Regions from separate parts of the Homo sapiens genome. Here region 2 is linked to region 1. A link is a loop called in an ENCODE intact Hi-C map of the cell type or tissue named here. Cell type or tissue: IMR-90. All regions are shown on one strand. Each heading gives the region's core, and the rest is flanking DNA. Links, peaks and the distances in the headings are about the cores only.

Region 1 (5,585 bases), core at 436-5,435:
AGTAAAGGCATGCCAAAAGAAACTTGAGCTGTCATAATTCTAACATTAATCAAGTGATTTATTATGACAAAATATCATCCCCATCATATTAATGTTACTTTCAATTTTTGTACTGGGTTTAGTTCAGTTTATATTTAATTTATAAATTACATTTATAAATCTGTTTTCTAGTAGTAGAAAAAATACACATAAGGAATTTATTCAGAGATGTTTGAACAAGCCAACACAGTTTCTGGAAGAAATCTTTTTACCATTACCTTTCCCTTGGTATAAGACACTGTAAAGTCACAAAGAAAAGCCATTACATTCACTCAAGAATATGTCCAGTTGTGCTTTAGGTTTCACACTTTAATATCTTTAACTTTAAATGTAACTTTACATGTAATTTTAAAGACAAACTTAATTTTAAGAATTGCAAGAATGCGATACTTTTGCTTAACTAGACATTATTAACTAAACTAAAAGCTTTAAAACTCAGATTAAAAATAAAACCCCAATAACAGCCTTAAAACTCAGATTAAAAATAAAACTTAACAAACCTTGGTTTAAGTTCCAGCTCCACCATCTGGTAACTGTGAGATCTTAGTAAAGCCACTTAAAACACTCTGAACCTTTGTTTCCTCATATGTAAAATAAGAATACTATACTATTTCTTCTGCCTATCTCATATAAGGAAGCGCAGGAGGAATAAAACCTACCCACATTGCCAGTATGTTTTCTATTCCTTCTGGACAGAAAAGGTCAACTCATATAAACAGCTCACATCAGAAAAAGACCAAAATGTAACAATCTTGTCATCATTTTTAAATGAAAAAGAATTTAACCTACGTTTGAACATTTACTACACAGATATAACACATCTGTTATTACAACAAACTGAGGAAATAAAGGGATAAAAGATTCATGCTCTCTCAAGGTATGTGTGTGTTGAGGGGTGGGGACACTTAAAGAGACAATTCTACTGTGCTATCACAAATATGATCAAGAAAATATGGCTGGGCTCCGTGGCTCACCCTTGTAATCCCAGCACTTTGGGAGGCCAAGGCAGGCAGATCACTTGAGGTCAAGAGTTCGAGACCAGCCTGGCAAACATGGTGAAACCCTATCTCTACTAAAAATACAAATATTAGCCGGGGATGGTGGCACGTGCCTGTTAATTCCAGCTACTAGGGAGGCTGAGGCAGGAGAATCGCTTGAACCTGGGAGGTGGAGGTTGCAGTGAGCCAAGATCGGGCCACAGCACTCTAGCCTGGCAACAGAGCGCAACTCTACTTAAATTAAAAAAAAAAAAAAAGTGAGTATATAGACAGACCGTGTCATCACAGAAATAGCAATCATGCAGGAAAGACAAAATTTTAAAATGGTAAGATGGGCTGGGCACCATAGCTCATGAGCCTGTAATCCCAACACTTTGGGGAGGCTGAGGCAGGAGGATCGCTTGTGCCCAAGAGTTCAAGATCAGCCTGGGCAACACAGTGGGACCCTGTCCCTACAAAAAATTTTAAAATTAGTCAGGTGTTGTAGTGTGCACCTGTAGTCTCAGCTACTAGGAAGGCTGAGGTGGGAGGATTGCTTGAGCCTAGGAGGTCGAGCCTGCAGTGAGCCATGATCACGCCACTGCACTCCAGCCTAGGTGACAGTGAGACCCGGTCTCTAAATAAAAAAAATAATTTTTTAAAAAATAGAAAAATGCATGACACTACAGAGAAAATATGGTATACTACTAAAGTATATAGCAGTGAGGGATGGGCAGTCTAAGGAAACACACATTAGCAAGAAAAAAGTTGCATTTTTCTTTAACTTTCTCATTCTTTCCTCTTTTAAACAGTAAAGGCAGCCAAAGCATAGGGGGAAAATTTAATTCAAAAAGTTCAGTGTTGATAAGTAAATTGCTACAGATCCTTCTTTCCTTCCTTCCTTTCTTTCTTCCCTCAAACATTACTATGAAATCTATCCTTTTGACAGAATATAGTCATAAGGGCACAAGTATTCCTCCCCACAGAAGACTACTTACTATTTCTAGCCTGCTTGGTCAACAATGAACATTAAGTATATGTTTATGAAAGATGCCCCAGTCCTTTATGGGAAAAAGGGCATCAAAAAATACAGTAGTCCCCCTTATTCACAGAGGAAATGTTCCAAGACCCCAGTGAATGCCTAAAGCCTTAGATAGTACAGAACCCTATATATATTATGTTTTTTCCTATACATACATGCCTATAACATTTAACTTATAAACTAGGCACAATAGATTAACAATAACTAATAAAATAGAACGATTATAACAATAAATTACGATAAAAGTTATGTCAATGTGGTCTTTCTCTCTAAATATTGTATTGCACTGTACTCACCGTTCTTCTTGTGATGAACTTCAGTATATGATTTTTTTCTTTCCTTATTAAGTACTTTCTCCTGTTCATTAAAAGGAAGCACTTCATGGCTTATCTTTGTCATATCCAAATTGACAGCATCACTTCTCTTGTGTTTTGGGGTCATTATCAAGTCAAATAAGGGTTACTTGAACACAAGCACTTTGATACCACCACGGTCAATCTGATAACTCAGACGGCTACTAAGTGGACTAACAGTGGGCAGTGTAAACAGTGTAGATAAGCTGGACAAAGGGATAATTCACCTCCTAGGCAGGACAGTGCGAGATTTCATCATGCTACTCGGAAAAGGGTGCAATCTAAAACTTAGGAGTTTCTGGAACTTTCCATTTAATATTTTCTGACTGCAGTTAACCACAGGTCAACTGAAACCACACAAAGTGAAACCGTGGATAAGAGCGTACACTACTCTATTACAAAGCAGATTAGCTATACCGCTCTTCTACGATAAAAGGTTTTTTCATGACAGCAGATATTTCTTATCTCCAACAGGGAGAATACAGATCCAAGGCCAGCCACTGGTGTACAATACCAGAGGGTGATGAACACAAGCAATAAATTGGGCTAGGTCTCAGAAAAGGAGAAATGTCACTTTTTCCAGCATTGGAACAGAGGGATGTCATTTTTAGCTACAATACCTACATTTTCCAAAACTAAAGTTTGTGCCCTTTCTGTTCTTGTTCATTTAAAAAGAAGTAGCAACATAAACTTATGACCAGCAACATTAAAAAAGGTTAAAATAAATAGCCATTTTTCTACATATTCACCGTATTATCACCGCTCACAGAATTTTCATACTAAGCAGATGACTAATGGCAAGAAAAAAACCTTGGAGCTAGGGTCAATGCTTAGGAAACATCCACAATGTACAACTGACTAAAGCAGTTGTCTAGATTCTAGAAAAGCCTAGCCAGCTCCAAATGTTTCTATCAACACAGAATGTAAATGTAGCAGGACAGACTCATAACTAGGTTTACCACTATGGGTCAAAAATTAACCCAAGAAAATAGTGTAAGACAGTGGCTGTATGACTTTTTGGCCACAGAATGCTCTCACTTCAGACATACTCTCACAAGAGTATCCAGTATTATGCTCAGTTCCAAGCTAGCTTTGCTAATGCCACCCACTTTGTCCAACCACTCAAGAAAGTATACTAGATGTAAATAAGAAGGGTGGTATTACAGAGAAAACTTTGAATTACATCTGGTTCTTTTCCAAAAGTAAATAACTTACAAAAACTGGTACTTTGATGAGTAGTTTAGCCTATCCACAGTCTCACAGCTGGTAAGTGGCAAAGTCTAGGGATAGGGTCAGGGAACATATGAAAAAGAAACATCCCAAAGAATACCTAGAATCCACAACCTAATAGTAACATCTTTCTTATGATTCACTCCTGACACAGTGCTCTTCCTGGAATCATTTCCTTCATTTCCTTTATCTACCTAAAAAACTTATCTGAGACATAAAAAACTTCTGCATTAACATATATGAGACATCATTCTAACATATCCTATTCTTGTTCACCAAGTAGATTATCAGAATTGTTAATTATTAACAACATTTACTCACTGCTAAGTACGGTGCACTTTACATGCCTTAGCTCATTTAATTCACAGAAACCTATGAGGTAAGTACAAATGACCCTTAAATAACGAGGCAGATAGGCGTGCTGACCCCCCCAGCACAGCTGAAAATTCACATGTAACTTTTGACTCCCCCAAAACATAACTAGTGTTGGGAATAAAGTTTTTGGTGTCACAAAAAAAGAATTAATGCGGGAACAAATGATCTCTCAGAAAGGCGAGCTTTACTTTCTGCAGAAAGGGTGCTACTAAATAAGCTGTCCAGCCAGGAGAGCACACCAAACAAAGGAGACAGGGTTATTTATAACCTGACACATCGATCCTACTGCTGTGTCCAGTTTCCATTGGCTGAAATAGGATCTCACATTTTACACTTTACCCAATTGGCTACTGGTTTAAAACTTTTTTAATTGGGTAAGGGGAACAGAAGAAAGAAAGAAAAGGAAGTTGTCCAGGGATAGTTAAGGACGCATCTTCAAATAAGGAATGGCATGCACTATGGGCTGGGACTTGTCTAGTTCTGCCCAGGCATGCTGGAGCAAGCTAGGACAGCTGATATGGAATATATGTGTGTGTGCGTATACATATATATATATATACGCACACACACAAATAGTGGATAGCAATCTTATAGTAAGAAATTGTGACTTTTTATAGTCTTTGAAGAACTTTCCCATTTCTCACACTACTAATAGCCTACTGTTGACCAGAAGTCTTACCAATAATATAAACAGTTAACACAGCCGGGCATGGTGGCTCATGTCTGTAATCCCAGCACTTTGGGAGGCCAAGACGGGCAGATCACCTGAGGTCAGGAGTTCGAGACCAGCCTGGCCAACATGGTGAAACCCAGTCTCTACAAAAAAAAATACAAAAAATTAGCCAGACGTGGTGGCGAGTGCCTGTAATCTCATTTACTCGGGAGGCTGAGACAGGAGAATCGCTCGAACCCAGGAGGCGGAGGTCGCAGTGAGCCAAGATCACACCACTGCACTCCAGCCTGGGCAACAAACAGCAAAACTCCGTCTCAAAAAAAAAAAAAAAACAGTTAACACATATTTGGTATATGTATTATATACTGTATTCTTACAATAAGCTAGAGAAAAGAAAATATTATTAAGAAAATCATAAGCAACATAAAATACATTTTCTATTCTTAAGTGGAAGTGGATCACCATAAAGGTCTTCATCATCGTCATCTCCATTTTGAAGAGGAGGAGGAGCAGAAAGAGAAGTTACTCTTCCTGTTTACAGGGGTAGCATGTGTGGAAGAAAATCCGTATGTAAGTGGGCCCACGCAGTTCAAACCCTTGTTATCCAAAGATCAACTGTACTATTATCCTTATTTTACAGATGAGGAAAGTAAGGCCTAGAGCATTAAAAGGCTTACTTAAAAGCAATGAGGGCAGATAACATTGCAAACTTTGAGTATAACACATGGTATATTTATTCTTAGCACAATCATGTATTAATTCACCTCCAGGTAGATGGTAAAAATGTTACAATATAATAATCAATATGCAGGAGTGCAGAGAGAGTGTGTGACAATCAGAAGTAGACGAAGCTATTAGGAAAGACAACTGCTCTGAAATTTTAGTACCTATTTTAA
Region 2 (5,585 bases), core at 423-5,422, 96 kb before region 1:
CTGGGCATCTTTTAAGTTTGGTCCCAGATTACTGAGTAAAATAACAGCATAGCTGTTACCGTAAGTCCAATGAGGATGGAACAGTTGACTGGGCTCCTCTGTCTAAGAAGAGGCTGCAACTGATACTGGAAAAACTGACCAAATAATTGAACTATCTAGAGGCTGACCAATAAAATCAACTCTGAAATAAAAAATAGGTAGCATAAGATGACAATAGGTTAAGAGTAACACTATAACTAATAAAATTGCTCTCAATATTTTAAGTCACCAACTCAGACACACGTTGGTCACACACATTATCATAAAATGCTTAACCTCAACAAATGCCAACAGACACAATTAGCAAATACCAAATTTTACTTAAATTATAAATGTACCAGAGATACAACACTCTGAAACATCATAGGCAGATTCTTCATGCTGACAATACAAAACAAGAACCCATACTCATCCCCAGAAACATTTCTCAATAGATCCCAAAGAACCTGACATGTAACTAAAACATTCCTGATCCCAGTAATCAGCAAGTATCTACAAATAAAACACAAAAGTAGTTTTAACCTAAATAAGCTCCAATCAATTAAGGCTGTACTCTAAAACTATCACCAAGCACCTACCCCATACTTTCTAATTTTATAGCTGTTAAAGAAATATCAAGTTAAAGCAAAAATGTGAGGCAAATTTGTGAAAGAACATTTGATTAGCAAGAGAAAAACACAGCCAGAGTGAATTCATAAGATAGGGTGTGAGATGTATCATTTTAGGAAGCAGCTATAAGAATTGAAACTCAAGACATGAGAAAATGATGGTAACCAGAACAGGATCAACAGAGCAGGGGGCACTTATTAATGTAGACATTGCATTGTCCTTATATCATTCAGTTTCATTTCTTAGGTCAACTGAAAAATATAGAAATCATATGTAGATAAGGAATCACAGCTACAAGCCTGCTAACTTAACATGGCCACATGCTTATTAAAGCAATCAACATTTGAACTATTGACAGGTTCACCTCATTACTAATTTTATGTTCTTAACCCCAGTACACAGAGAGGCTTACAAATTGCCATAGGTATGCGAAAACTGGCTGGTATGAGGTAGAACAGAAGAGTTCCTCCCCTCAGGTGTCACCTAAATTATTTCTAGTTGGCCATAAAGATTATATCAATGTGCTCAAGTGAACAATGACAAATACTGATTAAATAATAACCACCTCTCAATCTTAAAACCTGGGGACAGAGTACAATAAAATATTTGATTGGAGACTATGAGCATAAGCTTGCTTCTGCCACTCAACAGTTATGTAATACTGACTAACACACACACACACCCCCTTGCTTTCTCCATCTACAAAATTAAGGGGGAAAAACTAAATTATCTCTAAGACTACTTCTAATTCTAGAAGTTTAGAATTTGAATTCTATAAGTAGGCTATTAAAGAAACTGAAAGATTTTAAAACAGTCCTAATCTATCTTTGGTTTTAAATACAATACACTGAACATGAAGTTAGGAGGCTTTATTTAGGATAATTTAATAGAGAATAAAATTACAAAGCTTCTTCATAAAAATCAATTATACCTTCCTAAGATTTACAAAGAAAACCAGTGATCTGAATCATTATAATACACTATATACACACAGGTATTCTCTAACAAAGCAGTGCTTCCACACATGATCAAAAGCCAACAAGACCAAAAGCTAAGAGGGAAGAAAAAGGATACTAGGAAAAACCATCCATGTATAAAGCCTCCTCTTTAGGGAAACCATATAAAATCACTGTCAATGCATATGTAAATGCTCTGTAATAAGTATTCAGGGTGCCCAATAGGTATATGACAGAGTTGTAACATTTTGCCACTCAATCACCTTCCTTTGGACTCCCACAGAACTCACCCGTGAGCTTAAAATTCTGGAGCACAGAAGGGACTCTGAAAAGGTCAGATACACTAAAAATAAAAAATGTCACCAGGTGTGGTGGCTCACACCTGTAATCCTAGCATTTTGGGAGGCTGAGGTGGGCGGATCACTTGAGGTCAGGAGTTCGACACCAGCCTGGCCAACATGGTAAAACTCCGTCTCTACTAAAAATACAAAAACATTAGCCAGGCATGGTGGCGGGCGCCTGTAATCCCAGCTACTTGGGAGGCTGAGGCAGGAGAATCGCTTGAACCCGGGAGGCGGAGGTTGCAGTGAGCCAAGATCGTGCCACTGCTCTCCAGCCTGGGCGACAGAGTGAGACTCTGACCAAAAAAAAAAAAAAAAAAAAAATCTACATTGGGTTGACATTTTATAAAATGTACTGTATCTCACTTGATCATCAAAACTCTATAGGAAAGGCAAGTGACTGCTATGTAGTTTTGTTTTTTAAACAAATGATGATGCCAGCGTGGGGGCTCATGCCTGTAAATCTCAGCACTTTGGGAGGCTGAGGTGGGAGCATGCCCTGAGGCCAGGAGTTCAAGACCAGACTGGGCAACATAGGGGGAGGCCCCATCTCTACAAATAAAAACAAACTCTCTGGGCATGGTGGCATGTGCCTGTGGTCCCAGCTACTTGGGAGGCTAAGGTGGAAGGACTGCTTGAACACAATAGATTGAGACTGCAGTAAGCTGCAATCTCGCCACTGCACTCCAGCCTGGGCAACAGAGTGAGACCCTGTCTCAAAAAATAAATAAATAAATAAAATAAATAAATAAATAAATAAACAAACTAAAGAGGAAACAGACCTAGAGAAGTTATTTAATTCAAGATCAAACTAAGTGGCAATGCTGTGACAACAATACCAATCTTTCAACTAAAACTATATGCCTTTTTACCCCATTAGTGCATACTATTGTCTGGTAAACAGAAAAACAACAATGGGGCAAAGGCCATAATATTACAGGGTACTTCACTTTACAGTTTAGAAAATCTTATATATTACTATTATTATATTTAATCTCCAACTCTGAAGTGGTACTATTCTACAGAGAACTGAGAGTTTATGAGTTGGTGCCTAGTTACTGGATATTGGAAAGTGCTAGCTGGTATGTGGAAGGGAGAAGTGGTCAATCTTGTCTAGAAGTCTGAAAACTAGCCATCATAGACCATTTACCCACATATCTTGACTTCTGAGATCACAGTGATTCACCAGTTCAAATAACTTGGGGAACACCAGTCCATAATGAATGACTAAGAAATTCCAAAAAGCTTTCTAATCTAAGCCTTCTTCAACAGAATCTTATACTAGATTCTTTCAGGAAAACATACAACTCTAAAAATCTAAGGTGAGCCAACACCCTTCAAGGAACAATCTAATCATTTCAAAAGATTACTGAAAAGTGTAGGTTTAATGACACTAAATTTTCTATTTATTACACACACACACAAAAAATCAAGCACAAACAAAACAAGCAAACAAGCCATTTACTGAAAATGACTGAATTACTGGTTTTATGTCAACTTACCACTGAAATGCATTATAATGGAAGTAGACCAAACCAAGACCATATAAAAAGGCAGCATTCTGTAAAGGAAGGGAAAAAGATTTTTAGGAAAAATACTTGTATCTAACATATATGATGTTATTATTGTAAAATACGGTATCCAAGATGTTTTAAGTCCTAAAATTCTATCATGCATTACAATATATTTTTAAAACACCAAAATAACAGTGATCAGATGGCACAGATTCCAATCAACTTAGAGAGGTATTCCAGCCCTGAAATAAAAATATTTACTAGCAGAAATTCTATGGTCAAATCTAAAATTAAAAATCTATTCTTCAGGAATAAGAGAATGCTCAGCCTATGTTATCCTATTCTCTCTTGCTTGTATCTACATTCTTCCTCTGGTTCTTTTTGTTTCTTGAATTGGATTTAATTTTATATTTAGTACTGCCAGGAAGGTAGTTAGAATTCAAAGGAAATGCACAGTATAAACCTAAAACAAATTTTAGTATTTAAGAAAAATAGCATCATGCCAATCATCACCTAGGCATTAACATCTTGTGCTTTAAATATCATTGACTCCTTTTGCAGTATGAAACAAGACATGTGTCAACACTTATCCTGACTAACTTTGACCTCTGGACTCCTAATAGGATCCAGCTATTTATATAATTTATATTTATATAACTCCATGATTTTTTTTCTTTTTTTTTTAAAGAGACAAGGTCTCGCTCTGTCACCCCAACGCGATCACAGCTCACTGCAGCCTCAAACTCCTGGGCTCAAGCAATCCTCCCACCTCAGTCTCCCAAGTAGCTGGGACTAAAGGCATGTGACACCATGCCCAGATCCTACTCCTTATTTTCAAAAACAGCAAATGTTTGAGTACCCAGTATATGTTTTATCAATAACCAAGCAAATCTATTTTAGTAAATCTTCCCTATTAAAAAAGAAGGTAAAGCTTTCATACTGATCTGTGTGAACAAATTTCTTCTTCGAAATTATAAGCTTCAAATTACAAATGTCTCTGATTTCTAAAACTTCAAAATTTTAACTATTATTACAATGCTTGTCATGCTGCCTGCGTTGCATCTCCCAAGAAAGACTGTGAGATAAAGGTTTTTGTACAAGTAGTTTATTTGAGAAGTATCTGAGGAAATACCTTTAATGAAGTAAAGAAGTGAGTCAGGAAAGGAAAGTATGCCAATAAAGGATGCATTATGGAGCTGATTATGACTCTAGGCAACTGGGACTCAAGCCTGCTGGAGATCTCTGGGAGACAGTATGGAACATTTCTCAGAGTCATCTTGCCCTAAGTATGAAGGAACTAGGGTAATTATACTACAACTTCTGTAATTCATTAGTTGAGAAAAAGAACCAATGATGTTTAAAGCCCAAAATGTAAACAGCTTGTCAGAGGCATTTGAACCAGAAGAACTCCATCTTGAATAGGGGCTGGGTAACGTAAGACTGTGACCTACTGAGCTGCATTCCCAGGAGGTTAGGCATTCTTAGTCACAGGATGAGACTGGAGGTTGGCACAAGATACAGGTCACAAAGACCTTGCTGATAAAAACAGGTTGCAGTAAAGAAGCCAGCCAAAAGCCACCAAAACCAAGATGGCAACAAAAGTGACCTCTGGTCGTCCTCACTGCTCATTATACACTAATTATAATGCATTAGTATGCTAAAAGACACTCCTAGCAGCACTATCACAACGTCAGAACTCTGTAAGGTCTAAAAAGGTGAGGAACCCTCAGTTCTGGGAATTGCCCACTGCTTTCCTGGAAAACTAATGAATAATTCACCCCTTGTTTAGCATATAATCAAGAAATAACTGTAAGTATTGTCAGATGAGCAGATATTCCTTTACTTTCTTAATAAACTTGCTTTCACTTTACTCTGGATTATCCTCGAATTCTTTCTTGCGTGAGATCCAACCTGGGGTTTGGATCAGGACCCCTTTCCAGTAACAAGCTGAGTGACTTTTCTTGCTTTTTAAAAATGCTAAAGTTTGTCCTAAAATTATATTGTGCATTTCCTTTGAATTCTAAGTATCTTTCTAGAAACACTAAGTTTCTTAAATACATTGTCAAATGTAAAAATATGGTAATTTCATTTTATTAAGTCCTCATTACCCCCAATTTTCCGAATGA

What was found. Peaks named below come from ENCODE experiments on the same cell type or tissue, not always from the same donor. Only the 100,000 strongest peaks of a DNase experiment are listed, where the experiment ranks them.
Region 2: a loop joins it to region 1, with 2.2 times the contacts of the local background. A loop is called at or near these places in 1 of 110 quality-filtered maps.

Annotation. Positions count from the first base shown.
Region 1 is chrX:44,912,735-44,918,319 of GRCh38, reverse strand. The region is part of intron 2 of KDM6A (lysine demethylase 6A); the gene reads right to left. Among named protein-coding and RNA genes, the nearest start is that of KDM6A, 42 kb to the right of the region's middle. In IMR-90, for the core only: no CTCF peak of the experiment used is centred there; a DNase peak (open chromatin) is centred at 3,249; H3K4me3 peaks cover 533 bases.
Region 2 is chrX:45,008,882-45,014,466 of GRCh38, reverse strand. It overlaps KDM6A (lysine demethylase 6A), which reads right to left. Exons shown (of 30, transcript NM_001291415.2): 5 at 3,448-3,506. Among named protein-coding and RNA genes, the nearest start is that of KDM6A, 140 kb to the right of the region's middle. RefSeq lists an enhancer at 950-1,069. In IMR-90, for the core only: no CTCF peak of the experiment used is centred there; DNase peaks (open chromatin) are centred at 3,126 and 4,646.